Regions from separate parts of the Homo sapiens genome. Here all the other regions are linked to region 4. Evidence: chromatin contacts called from ENCODE Hi-C or POLR2A ChIA-PET data. All regions are on one chromosome and are shown on one strand. Each heading gives the region's core, a stretch centred on a gene start or an enhancer-like site at or near the end of the contact. The rest is flanking DNA. Distances are from core to core; before and after follow the strand shown.

Region 1 (2,700 bases), core at 137-2,636, 200 kb after region 4:
ACAATGACCTAACTGAGTATAGTTAAAATAAGTTCCGGGATTAAAATCAAGAAACTGTCGCACATGTATCCCCATAACAGGTTACTATCCTTACAGCCATAGACTCACTATCATAACAGTGTAGAACAATTTTAAGGTCATGAAAATATATAAGATGTAATTTCAACTGTTAAAAGATATAAGACGTATATAAACTGATGATGCGCCTTTGATAAAAACAATAGACTTGCTCATCTGTGCACTCATCCACACACATCACATGTACACACTTATTCATATACATATATACATTCACACACATATACTCTAGTAAACATATATGTGACAACTGAAAGAGTTGTCTGTCAATAACCTCTTTTTTAGATATTTGTCTTTGTTCGTTTTTTAATGTGTCCAGGTTGCAGTGCAGTGGCTTATTCATGGCACACTACAGCCTTGAATTCCTGGCCTCAAATGACACCCTCTCCGAGTAACTCGAATGACAAGCGTGCACCACTGTGCCTGGCTGTCGTTGTTTTTGCAAATGTGCATTTCAGCATGTTTGCAACAATAAAAATGTATAAACTGTGCTCAATTCAGTTTATAAACATTATTTCAAACTATTTCAAAAAGTCAGACCATGTAAAAACATAGAAACGAGAATTCCAATCTCTATTAAATACCCGTACTGAAACATATGTTTCAAAAATTGAGATGGGGGTCTCACTATGTTGTCCAGAGTGGTCTCAAACTCCTGTGCTCAAGGAATTCTCCAGCCTGGGCCTCCGGAGAAGATGGAATTCCAGCCCCGGCCCATAAATATTAGGTTGGTGCAAAAGTGATCGCGGTTTGCCATTACTTTTGCACTAACCTAATTTTGTCCACTAAATATTTATTTAGGTGTTAGCAAAAGCCCAATGGAGGCTGAAACATCACAATCAGCAGTAAACATCAGATCGATTTCCTCTCATTTAAGGCACAGAAAAGGGGGCAGGCCTGTGAAAAGAGGGCGAGGCTTGGGGGACCGGAAAGACGTGGATCCATCTCGCGGGTGAGAACTTTACGCAGCGCGGGCCGTGTCTAGGGGTCACTGAAGGATTTGAAGCAGGCAAACTCCGCGACAGGAGCTGTCTACATGGCCCTGTGGTGAAAGACCGGGGACAGGACCAGCCTCCGAGCGATTTTAACACTCAGGGAAGCGACCGCCAGACTCTCATTAGAACGTCTGAGTTTAGTCGGGGTGGAGGGAGCGATGCGGGGATTTCAAGGTCTGTGTGACCCCTGAGATGCCGGGTACAGAAGCGCGAGGGGACTCAGCATCCCAGATTTAATCTAAACAAAGGGAAACTCACACGCCGCAGCATGACCGTCACTCCACGTAATCTGCTTCCGGGTCTCCAGGAAACTGCGCGCGCAGCTGAGAGGCGAGGCGAGGCCAGGCCCGGGTGGGATTGGGCGGAGCCTGCGCTTCCCTCCGCCTCGCTCCCAGCTCGTCTCGTTTTGGAGGCTAGACCTGCCGTGGAGACTGGAAGAACTCAGCTATCTGGAAATAGATTGTGTCCCGGCAGAGGGAAAGTTTGTTGATGATTAGATCCAGGAAAATTCCTGCTATTAAAATTAATTTTAAATCGGCTGTAGGGGCGCTCGCATGTGGTCCTAGCTACCCGGATGCTGAGGTGGGAGGATCGCTTGAGCCCATGAGGTGGAGGCTGCAGTGAGCCGAGGTCGTGCGCTGCACTCCCGCCTGGGCATGAGAGAGAAACCTTGCGCCTAATAAATACATAATCATAAATAACAAATTGGAAATAAATAATTAAAATAAATAAATATAAATGAATAATAAACACTAGTTTCCGGAATTTTAAAGTCCTTGAATTGTTTATGAAGGGGATGCAAATTAAAATATGAAATGCAAAACCCTGCCAGGGCGGAATGTGCAATTTCCTTTTTTTTTTTTTTTTTTTTTTGGAGACAGAGTTTCGTTCTTTTGCCCAGGCTGGAGTGAAGTGGCGCGATCTCGGCTCACTGCAACCTCCGCCGCCTGGGTTCAAGCGATTCTCCTGCCTCAGTCTCCCGAGTAGCTGGGATTACAGGCGCCCACCACCACACCGGGCTACTTTTTTGTACTTTTAATAGAGACAGGGTTTCTCCATGTTGGCCAGGCTGGTCTTGAACTCCTGACCTCGTGATCCGCCTGCCTTGGCCTCCCAAAATGTTGGGATTACAGGCGTGAGCCACCGCACCCGGCCAAGTTTTTTTTTTTTTTTCATATTTATATTAATCCTAGTGTATACCTGCCATTGTCTTATGGACATACTCAGGTCACAACTTTTTTTTTTTTTTTTTTTTTTTTTTTGAGATGGTCTCCCTCTGTCTTTCAGGCTGAAGTGCAGACAGCTCACTGACTGCAGCCTCGACCTCCTGGCATCAAGTGATCCTCCCATCTCAGCCTCCCAAGTAGCTGGGACTACAGGCACACGCCACAATGCCCAGTCCCATGTCACAAAATTTTGTCTCCAAACAGCACTCATTTATTTGTCCCCTAAAGTTTTCACCAGAGCAAAACAGGGAAGAAATGTATTAAACATAGAATTTGGAGGCAATGTAGGAAAAAAATGTAAAAATATATATACATACAAAAAATATAAAAATATACATGCTAGGTGTGAATTGTAACTAAGTTTCCAGTATGGGTAGTGGGTATCCCCGCCCCAGCCCTAC
Region 2 (2,700 bases), core at 140-2,639, 160 kb before region 4:
CAGCTGTTCCCAAGGCTGGGGCAGGAGAATCGCTTGAACCCAGGAGGCAGAGGATGCATTTAGTCGAGATCTCGCCACTGCACTCCAGCCTGGGCAACAGAGAAATACTCTGTCTCAAAAATAATAATAATAATAATAATAATAATAATAATAATACAAGAAAGTAATAGATCTCTTCCATAAATGTGCTAGGACAACTATCTGGATATCCACATGGAAAAGAATAATGTTGGATCCCTATGTCACACAATCAAAAATTTTATTTGCGAAAGTTTTTTTTAAAAAAAAAGAGAGAGAGAGAGACAAGAAAGGGAGACCGCGGCAGTGGGCGTTATTTTGTCGCTCAGGCTGGCTTGGAACCCGAGGCTCAGGGATCCTCCCGCCGCTGCTTCCTGAGTAGCTGGGACCTCAGGCTCCCGCCCCCGCGCCTCTGCTGTCTTTAAGCAGCAGGTGGTGACCTCACTCCTTCTCGGCCTGAGCACTCCGTCCGGCATTCCAGGCGGTGGCTTCAGGGAAGTCTCTGAAGCTGAGCACAGGGCGGAGTCTCCTTCCGGAGTGAATGGACAATAGAAAGGGAGAGGATATCTATCTGTTCTGTGGGACCTCAGCATGACATGGTACATACCGCCCAGGCAGGGCTTTGCATTTCACATTCTAGTTTGTATCCCTGTTCCAGACAATTACAGTGTAGCAGGACGAGTCGCAGACAAAACCTCTCAGACACCGAGTTGTAGAAGGAAGGGCTTTATTCAGCTGGGAGCATTGGCAAGCTACTGCCTTAAAATCCAAGCTCCCCGAGTGCACAATTTCTGTCCCTTTTAAGGGCTCACAACACTAAAGATTTCAGATGAAAGGATAGTGACTGATTGAGCAAGCAAGGGATACGTGACAGGGGCTGCATGCACCGGTGATCAGGGAGAGAGAGAACAGGGCAGGAGTTTCACCGTGTTCTTCTATACAATGTCTGGAATCTATGCCTAACATCAGCTTCTAAATCATAAGTTGATTTTTAACTACTGGGTTTAGGCCAGGCGGATCCAGGCCTGGTTTCGGGCCTGGCGCGGGGCTGCCTGTCTTTGGTTTTACTTCCTGTTGTTTTTACTGACTATAAAACAATATAAAACAATGTCAGAGGGTCTCTCTCTTCTCTCAACAGGGCTTTTGTATCATGCCTCAGACTTTCTGGCGCTCTCGCCTCCAAAACCTGAAAACAGAGACGCTGGGAGCGAGGCTGAGAGACGCGCAGATCCCGCCCCGGCCCTGCCCTCTGCCGGTTCTAAAAGGCAAGGTCTCTCCGCCTCGCGCCCCGCCCCTACCTCGCCCAGGCCCCGCCTACCTCCCACTTCCCGCCCAGGCCTGGCTTTTGTCCTGCGCGCGCAGATTAACGCAAACCCGGAAGCGGATCGGGTGGAGTGTAGGTCATATCGCCGCGGTGAGTTTTGCTCTGTGTTGTATTAAGTCTGCGCTAACTAGGTTCCCAGGGCTTCTGTCCCTGGGACGTGGGGTCCCCACAGACCTGGAAATTCTCCGGCGTCTTCCTTTGCCCAGAGCAAATTGAGACATCCCCGTGAGAGCCCGAGGGTCGCTTCCTTTTGGGTTTAAAGTCGTCCTGAGGCTGGTCTCGTCCCCGGTCTTTCTGCTATAGGTCAATGTATACACTTTCTGTTGCGTAGTTTTCCTGCTGAAAACCTTGTTCTGACTCCTCGCGCCCCGCGCTTTTTAAAGTCTTCACCCGCGATGTGGATTCTTGCCCAGGGCGCCTCCCAGCCTCCCCCTCCTCAGCCCCGGGAGCGCCGCGCCGCAGCCCCAGTCCCGGGGAGGCCGAGTCCTCTGCCAGGTCCTGGGATCCTGCAGACCCCATCCTGGTCCTAAGGCGCCGTCGCGCCCCCCCCCCCCGCCCCGCACCTTCCTCCTCATGCCGGGGCCTGCTGCTCCCCAGGTCTCCCCTCCGCAGTCACCGCTTTCATTGAACCTGCACTGGGGAGGTCCCAGGGGCCTGTCCTGCGGCACGGGGTATTCTTGCCTGCGGAGCTCCAGGGCGTGGAAAATGCGCTCCTCCGGGATGCAGGCGTCTTACTCCAAACCGTGTTGCGATTGTGTGGGCCAAAGGAATCAGGAGACAGAGAGCAGTAGAAAACCTGAGGCAGAGAAAAGAAGAATAAGAAAGGCCCATAACAGATGGCAAAATAGAGGATTGGTGAGGGATATGCCAAGAGATGGCAGAAGTGAAAAAAAAAAAAAAAAACCTAAGAAAGCAGGAGGAGAAAAGCAACCGGAGAAATGTAGAGAAAGGCTAGATAGATGTACAGAGAGATGAAGGATCACAAGGTAGGGGGAGTGGCAGCAAAGAGGGAGACTCATCAGAGTGAGGGAGAGAGGGAAGGATTTGGAGCCAGGGCAGACAGAGCAGAGTGGTGCTTGTGTCAAGGAGAACAGAGGGAGAACCACAGCAGAGAGGACAGCTGGGATCTGGGGAGACACAGAGTGGGGACAAGGGAGTATATCGGGGAAGATGGAATTTAACAGGGAGAGCAGAGGAGGCGCAGAGATGGGAGAAGAGGCAGAAATAGATGGAGATTGAGGACGATTGAAAGATTGGGGAGAAGGAGCAATAAGAGGTTAAATAAGTTGTGAGGATGGAGGAGAAGAGGTGGAAGAGAAGGAATAAAGGGAAGAAGGGGATGAATAGCAGGAGAGGAG
Region 3 (2,700 bases), core at 72-2,571, 220 kb before region 4:
GCTCACACCAGAGATGGATGGAGATGGGGTGTGGACCCCAAGGTGTCAGTGATATTGGGCAGCAGGGATTGTTCAGGGGCCACATCTGGATGCACATTTAGCTCTTTGTGGATCAGATCAGAGAATCTATGTATGAAAGTCATACATTAATGTATGCACTGGTATCTGTGTACTGGTATCTGGTAAATTCTGGAAAAGGAGACAAACTAGGGGAGATATTTCTTTTTCTTTTTCTTTTTCTTTTTTTTTTTTGAGACGTAGCCTCGCTCTGTCGCCCAGGCTGGAGTGCAGTGGCACGATCTTGGCTCACTGCACGCTCCGCCTCCCGGGTTCACTCCATTCTCCTGTCTCAGCCTCCCTAGTAGCTGGGATTACAGGCACCCACCACCACGCTTGGCTAATTTTTTTGTATTTTTTAGTAGAGATGGGGTTTCACTGTGTTAGCCAGGATGGTCTCGATCTCCTGACCTCATGATCTGCCCGCCTCAGCCTCCCAAAGTGCTGAGATTACAGGTGTGAGCCAGCGCGCCCGGTCTTGTTTTTGTTTGGGTTAGGCGGGCTCCTGTAGTTCCAGTTACTCGAAAGGCTGAGGCAGGAGAAGGGCGTGAACCCGGGAGGCGGAGCTTGCAGTGAGCCAAAATCGTGCCACTGCACTCCAGCCTGGGCGACACAGCGAGACTCCGTCTCAAAAAAAAAAAAAAAAAAAAAAAGTAAAAGAGCGAGAGAGAGATCAGGAAGAGGACCCTGCAGTTAGGGGGTGTTACTTTGTCGCCCAGGATGGCCTGGACCCCCAGGTTCAGGGATTCTCCCGCCGCTGCTTCCTGAGTAGCTGGGACCTCAGGCTTCCGCCTCGTGCCCGCATCCCTGCTGTGTTTAGGCAGCAGGTGGTGACCTCACTCCTCCCTGGCCTGAGCTCTCCGTCCCGCATCCCAGGCGGAGGCCCTAGGGAACACTTTGAAGCTGAGCACGGGGTGGACCCTCCCTCCTGAGTGAATGGAGAATAGAAAGGGAGAGGATTTCTGTTCTGTTCTGTGGGCCATCAGCATGAAATCGTATGTTCCGCCCTGGCAGGGCTTTGCATTTCACATTCTAGTTTGCATTCCCGTTCCAGATAATTCCAGGGCTTTTGAATCATGCCTCAGCCTTCCTGGCCGCTGTCGCCTCCAAAAACTCGAAAAACAGAGGCGCTGAGTGCGAGGCTGAGAAGCACAGGTCCCGCCCCGGGCCCTCCCTCTGCCGGTTCTAAAGGGCAAGGTCTCTCCGCCTGGGGCCCCGCCTCTACCCCGCCCAGGTCCAGCCAACCTGCCCCGGCCTGGCTTCAGTCCTGGGCGCGCACAAACCCGGAAGCGGATCGCGTGGAGTGAAGGTCCTACCACGGCGCGTGAGTTTTGCTCTGCCTTGGATTAAGTCTGCACTTCCCAGGTCCCCGGCGCTTCTGCCCCTGGGACGTGGGATCCCCACGGACCTGGAAATTCTCGCCTGTCTTCCCTTCACCCAGAGCAAATTGAGACGTCCCGGTAAGAGTCTGGAAGTTGCTTGCTTTTGGGTTTGAAGTCGCTCGGAGGCTGGTCCCGTCCCCGGTCTTTCTGCTATAGGGCAATGTATACACTTCCTATCGCGTATTTTTCCTGCTCAAAACATTTTTCTGACTATTCCCGCCCCGTGCTTTTTAAAGTCCTCACCCGCGAGGTGGATTCCAGCCCTGGGCGCCTCCCAGCCTCGCCCCAGTTGGCACCTGGAGCGCGGCGCCCCGGCCCCAGCCCCGGGGAGGCTGCGTCCTCTGCCTGGTCCTGGGATCCTGCAGGTCCCACCTTTGTCTTAGGGTGCCGTCGCCCACCACGTCCCTCCTGGTGCCGGGCCCTGCTGCTCCCCAAGTCTTCGCTTCCCCTGAGCCAGGGTTGGGGTGGGTCGCAGGGGCTTGTCCTATGATACCAGGTGTTCTTTCCTGTCCAGCTCCACCCCCTGGAAAATGCGCTTCTACGGGATGCAGGCGTCTTACTCCAAACCCGCCTGTGATTACTCCAAACCCGCCTGGGCCAAAGGGATCAGGAGATAGAGAGAGGGACTGAGAGAGCAGTAGAAAACCAGAGACAGAGAAAAGAAGAATGAGAAAGGCCCATAACAGATGGCAAAGTAGAGGATGGGTTAGGAATTTGCCAAGAGACAGCAAAAGTGAAAGAAAAAAAACTAAGAAAGCAGGAGGAGAAAAGCAACTGGAGAAATGTAGAGAAAAGCTAGATGTACAGAAAGATGAAGGACAGCAAGGTAGGGAGAGGGGCAGCAAAGAGGGAGGCTCACCAGAGTGAGGGAGAGGAGGAGGGATTTGGAGCCAGGGCAGACAGAGCAGAGTGGTGCTGGTGGCAAGAACAGATGGAGAACCACAGCAGGGAGGACACCTGGGGATCTGAGGTGCTGGAGAGTGGGGACAGAGGGGTATAACAGGGAAGAGAGAATTTAATAGGGAGAGCAGAGGAGACGGAGAGATAAGAGAAGAGGCTGTAATATATAGACATTGAGGAAGATTGAAAGATTGGGGAGAAAGAACAACAAGAGGTTAAATAAGGACCGGGCGCTGTGGGTCATGCCTGTAATCCCAGCATTTTGGGAGGCTGAGGCGGGTGGATCACCTGAGGTCCGGAGTTCGAGACCAGCCTGATCAACAGGGAGAAACCCCGTCTCTATTAAAAATATAAAATTAGC
Region 4 (2,700 bases), core at 92-2,591:
AACACTTTGGGAGGTCGAGGCGGGTGGATCACCTGAGGTCAGGAGTTCGAGACCAGCCTGGCCAACATGGTGAAACCCCGTCTCTACTAAAAATACAAAAATTACCTGGGCTCCATCCTCACGTCTTATTTAATCTCTTGTTGCTCCTTCTCCCCAATTCTTCGATCGTCCTCAATCTCCATATATTTCCGCCTCTTATCCCATCTCTGCATCTCTGCCGCTCTCCCTGTTAAATTCTCTCTTCTCTGTTTTACCCCCCGTCCCCACTCTCTAGCACCCCAGATCCCCAGGCGTCCTCCCTGCTGTGGTTCTCCCTCTGTTCTCCTTGCCACCAGCACCACTCTGCTCTGTCTGCCCTGGCTCCAAATTCCTCCTCTCTCTCTCTCTCTCTCTCACTCTGATGAGCCTCCCTCTTTGCTGCCCCTCTCTACCTTGCTGTCTGTCCTTCATCTCTCTGTACATCTAGCTTTTCTCTACATTTCTCCAGTTGCTTTTCTCCTCCTGCTTTCTTATCTTTTTTTTTTCACTTTTGCTGTCTCTTGGCAAATCCCTCACCCATCCTCTACTTTGCCATCTGTTATGGGTCTTTCTCATTCTTCTTTTCTCTGTCTCAGGTTTTCTACTACTCTCTGTCTCCTGATCTCTTTAGCCCACACAATCACAGGAGGGTTTGAAGTAAGACGCCTGCATCCCAGAGAGGCTCATTTTTCAGGGGTTGGAGCTAGGCAGGCAAGAACACACCGTGTCACAGGACTGGCCCCTGGCACCTCCCCAACGCTGGCTCAAGGAAAGTGGTGACTGCTAAGGGGAGACTTGGGGTGCAGCAAGGCCCAGCATGAGGCGGGAGGTGGGGTGCGACGACGCCTTCGGTGGGGTCCACAAGATCCCAGCACCAGGCAGAGAACTCGGCCTCCCTGAGACTGGGATCGCGACGTTTGCGCTTCAGGCGCCTAAAGGTTGAGACTGGGAGGCGCCCAGGCGGAAATACACATCTCGGGTGAGGACTTTGAAAAGCGCGGGGAGGGAGGAGTTAAAAAACGGTTTTGAGCACAGAAACTACGCGATAGGAAGTGTATACAGCGCCCTGTAGCAGAAAGACTGGAGACGGGAACAGCCTCAGGGCGACTTTAAACACAAAAGGAAGCGACTTCCGGATTCCCAGGGGAACGTCTGCATTTGCTCTGGTTGAAGGAAGATGGGCGAGAATTTACAGGTCTGTGGTGACCCCACGTCCCAGGTACGGAAGTGCCGGGGATATGGGGAGTGCAGACTTAATACAACACAGAGCAAAACTCACCGCCGCGGTGCGACCTTCACTCCACGGGATCCGCTTCCTGGTCTGCGCGGATGTGTGCGCACAGGACTAAAGCCAGGCCTGGGTGGAGCCAACGAGAAGGTGGGCGGGGCCTGATCGAGGTAGAGGCGGGGCCCCAGGCGGAGAGACCTTGCCCTTTAGAACCGGCAGAGGGCGGGGCCGGGGCGGGACCTGTGCGTCTCTCAGCCTCGCTCCCAGCGACTCTATTTTTCGGGCTTTGGAGGCGAGAGCGGTCAGGAAGGCTGAAGCACGATTCGAAAGCCCTGGAATTGTCTGGAACGGGGATGCAAACAAGAATGTAAAATGCAAAGCCCTGCCTGGGCGGAACGTACAATTTCATGCTGACGGCCCACAGAACAGAACAGAAATCCTCTCCCTTTCTATTCTCCATTCACTCAGGAGGGAGAGTCCACCCTGTGCTCAGCTTCAGAGACTTCCCTAGGGCCTCCGCCTGGGATGCGCGACGGAGTGTTCAGGCCAGGGAGGAGTGAAGTCACCACCTACTGCTTAAACATAGCAGGAATGCGGCCAGGTGGGCGGGAGCCTGAGGGCCAGAGGCGGGAGGATCACTGAGCCTGGGGGTCCAGGCCAGCCTGGGCGACAAAGTAACACACCCTCCCGCAGGGCTCCCCTCATCGTCTCTTTTAATTTTTAAAATAAAATTTTGATTGTGTGAGATAGGGATACAACATTATTCTTTTCCATGTGGATATCCAGTTAATTGTCCCAGCACATTTGTGGAAGAGATCTATTACTTTCTTTTTTTTCTTTTCTTTTTTTTTTTAAGACGGAGTATTTCTCTGTCGCTCAGGCTGGAGTGCAGTGGTGACATCTCGGCTCACTGCAGCCTCTGCCTCCTGGGTTGAAGCGATTCTCCTGCCTCAGCCTCCGGAATAGCTGGCATTACAGGCACAGGCCACCATGCCCGGCTAATTTTTGTATTTTGGGTAGAGACGGGGTTTCACCATGTTGGCCAGGCTGGTCTCGAACTCCTGACTTCAAGTGATCCGCCTGCCTCGGCCTCCTGAAATGCTGGGATTACAGGCGTGAACCACTGTGCCTGGCCCAAGAAATACTCTTCACTTCGCTCTTAAATGTTGAGAAAATACAATTGAAAACTAAAAAAATCTTCCCCTAAATGAGAAATCATCTTCACGACGATAACAGAGAAAGAAATAAAAACTATTTTATTAATAAATAGGCCTTAGACCAGCATGTGATGGGAAATAGAGGACAGTTGAGAGGTTGAAAAGAGAGAAAGAAACTTCACTGTTCTATACAACCCAAATACATGTTTTCAAGATAAACACTGATCAGTCCTCAGGGAAGAGGACTTGACAACACCCTTGGTCACACATAATTCATCCTGGCTCTACTTGGTAATG

Evidence for each region. Hi-C counts contacts between places; a loop is a spot of excess contacts on that map. ChIA-PET counts read pairs that join two places held with the same protein, here RNA polymerase II (POLR2A). Pooled maps may share reads with other maps.
Region 1: a loop to region 4 is called in a map of cardiac septum, with 2.4 times the contacts of the local background. The contact joins the promoter of ZNF880 here to the promoter of ZNF701 in region 4. A Hi-C loop is called at or near these places in 1 of 168 maps with a recorded cell type or tissue (cardiac septum), 2 of 37 single-sample maps with no recorded cell type and 9 of 50 pooled maps. POLR2A ChIA-PET finds 5 or more read pairs at or near these places in 1 of 52 experiments (naive thymus-derived CD8-positive, alpha-beta T cell).
Region 2: a map of CD8-positive, alpha-beta T cell shows a loop between it and region 4 (8-fold over the local background). The contact joins the promoter of ZNF611 here to the promoter of ZNF701 in region 4. A Hi-C loop is called at or near these places in 5 of 168 maps with a recorded cell type or tissue (CD4-positive, alpha-beta memory T cell, CD8-positive, alpha-beta T cell, ascending aorta and 1 more), 4 of 37 single-sample maps with no recorded cell type and 24 of 50 pooled maps. POLR2A ChIA-PET finds 5 or more read pairs at or near these places in 2 of 52 experiments (GM10248 and naive thymus-derived CD4-positive, alpha-beta T cell).
Region 3: a loop to region 4 is called in a map of B cell, with 16 times the contacts of the local background. The contact joins the promoter of ZNF600 here to the promoter of ZNF701 in region 4. A Hi-C loop is called at or near these places in 1 of 168 maps with a recorded cell type or tissue (B cell), 2 of 37 single-sample maps with no recorded cell type and 9 of 50 pooled maps.

The regions. Positions count from the first base shown.
Region 1 is chr19:52,368,609-52,371,308 of GRCh38, reverse strand. It overlaps ZNF880 (zinc finger protein 880), which reads right to left and starts at 1,386. Exons shown (of 4, transcript NM_001145434.2): 1 at 1,332-1,386. The coding sequence starts at 1,343. RefSeq lists enhancers at 945-1,084, 1,285-1,394, 1,405-1,704.
Region 2 is chr19:52,733,733-52,736,432 of GRCh38, reverse strand. It overlaps ZNF611 (zinc finger protein 611), which reads left to right and starts at 1,389. Exons shown (of 6, transcript NM_001161499.2): 1 at 1,389-1,432. LOC124904760 (a long non-coding RNA gene) reads right to left here and starts at 2,402. Exons shown (of 2, transcript XR_007067328.1): 1 at 1,973-2,402; 2 at 729-1,639. RefSeq lists enhancers at 974-1,103, 416-1,401 and a silencer at 1,284-1,353.
Region 3 is chr19:52,785,412-52,788,111 of GRCh38, reverse strand. ZNF600 (zinc finger protein 600) reads left to right here and starts at 1,321. Exons shown (of 6, transcript NM_001321866.4): 1 at 1,321-1,517. RefSeq lists a silencer at 1,163-1,312 and enhancers at 645-1,502, 1,503-2,361.
Region 4 is chr19:52,568,928-52,571,627 of GRCh38, reverse strand. ZNF701 (zinc finger protein 701) reads right to left here and starts at 1,341. Exons shown (of 4, transcript NM_018260.3): 1 at 1,298-1,341. RefSeq lists enhancers at 304-912, 1,073-1,322, 2,132-2,700.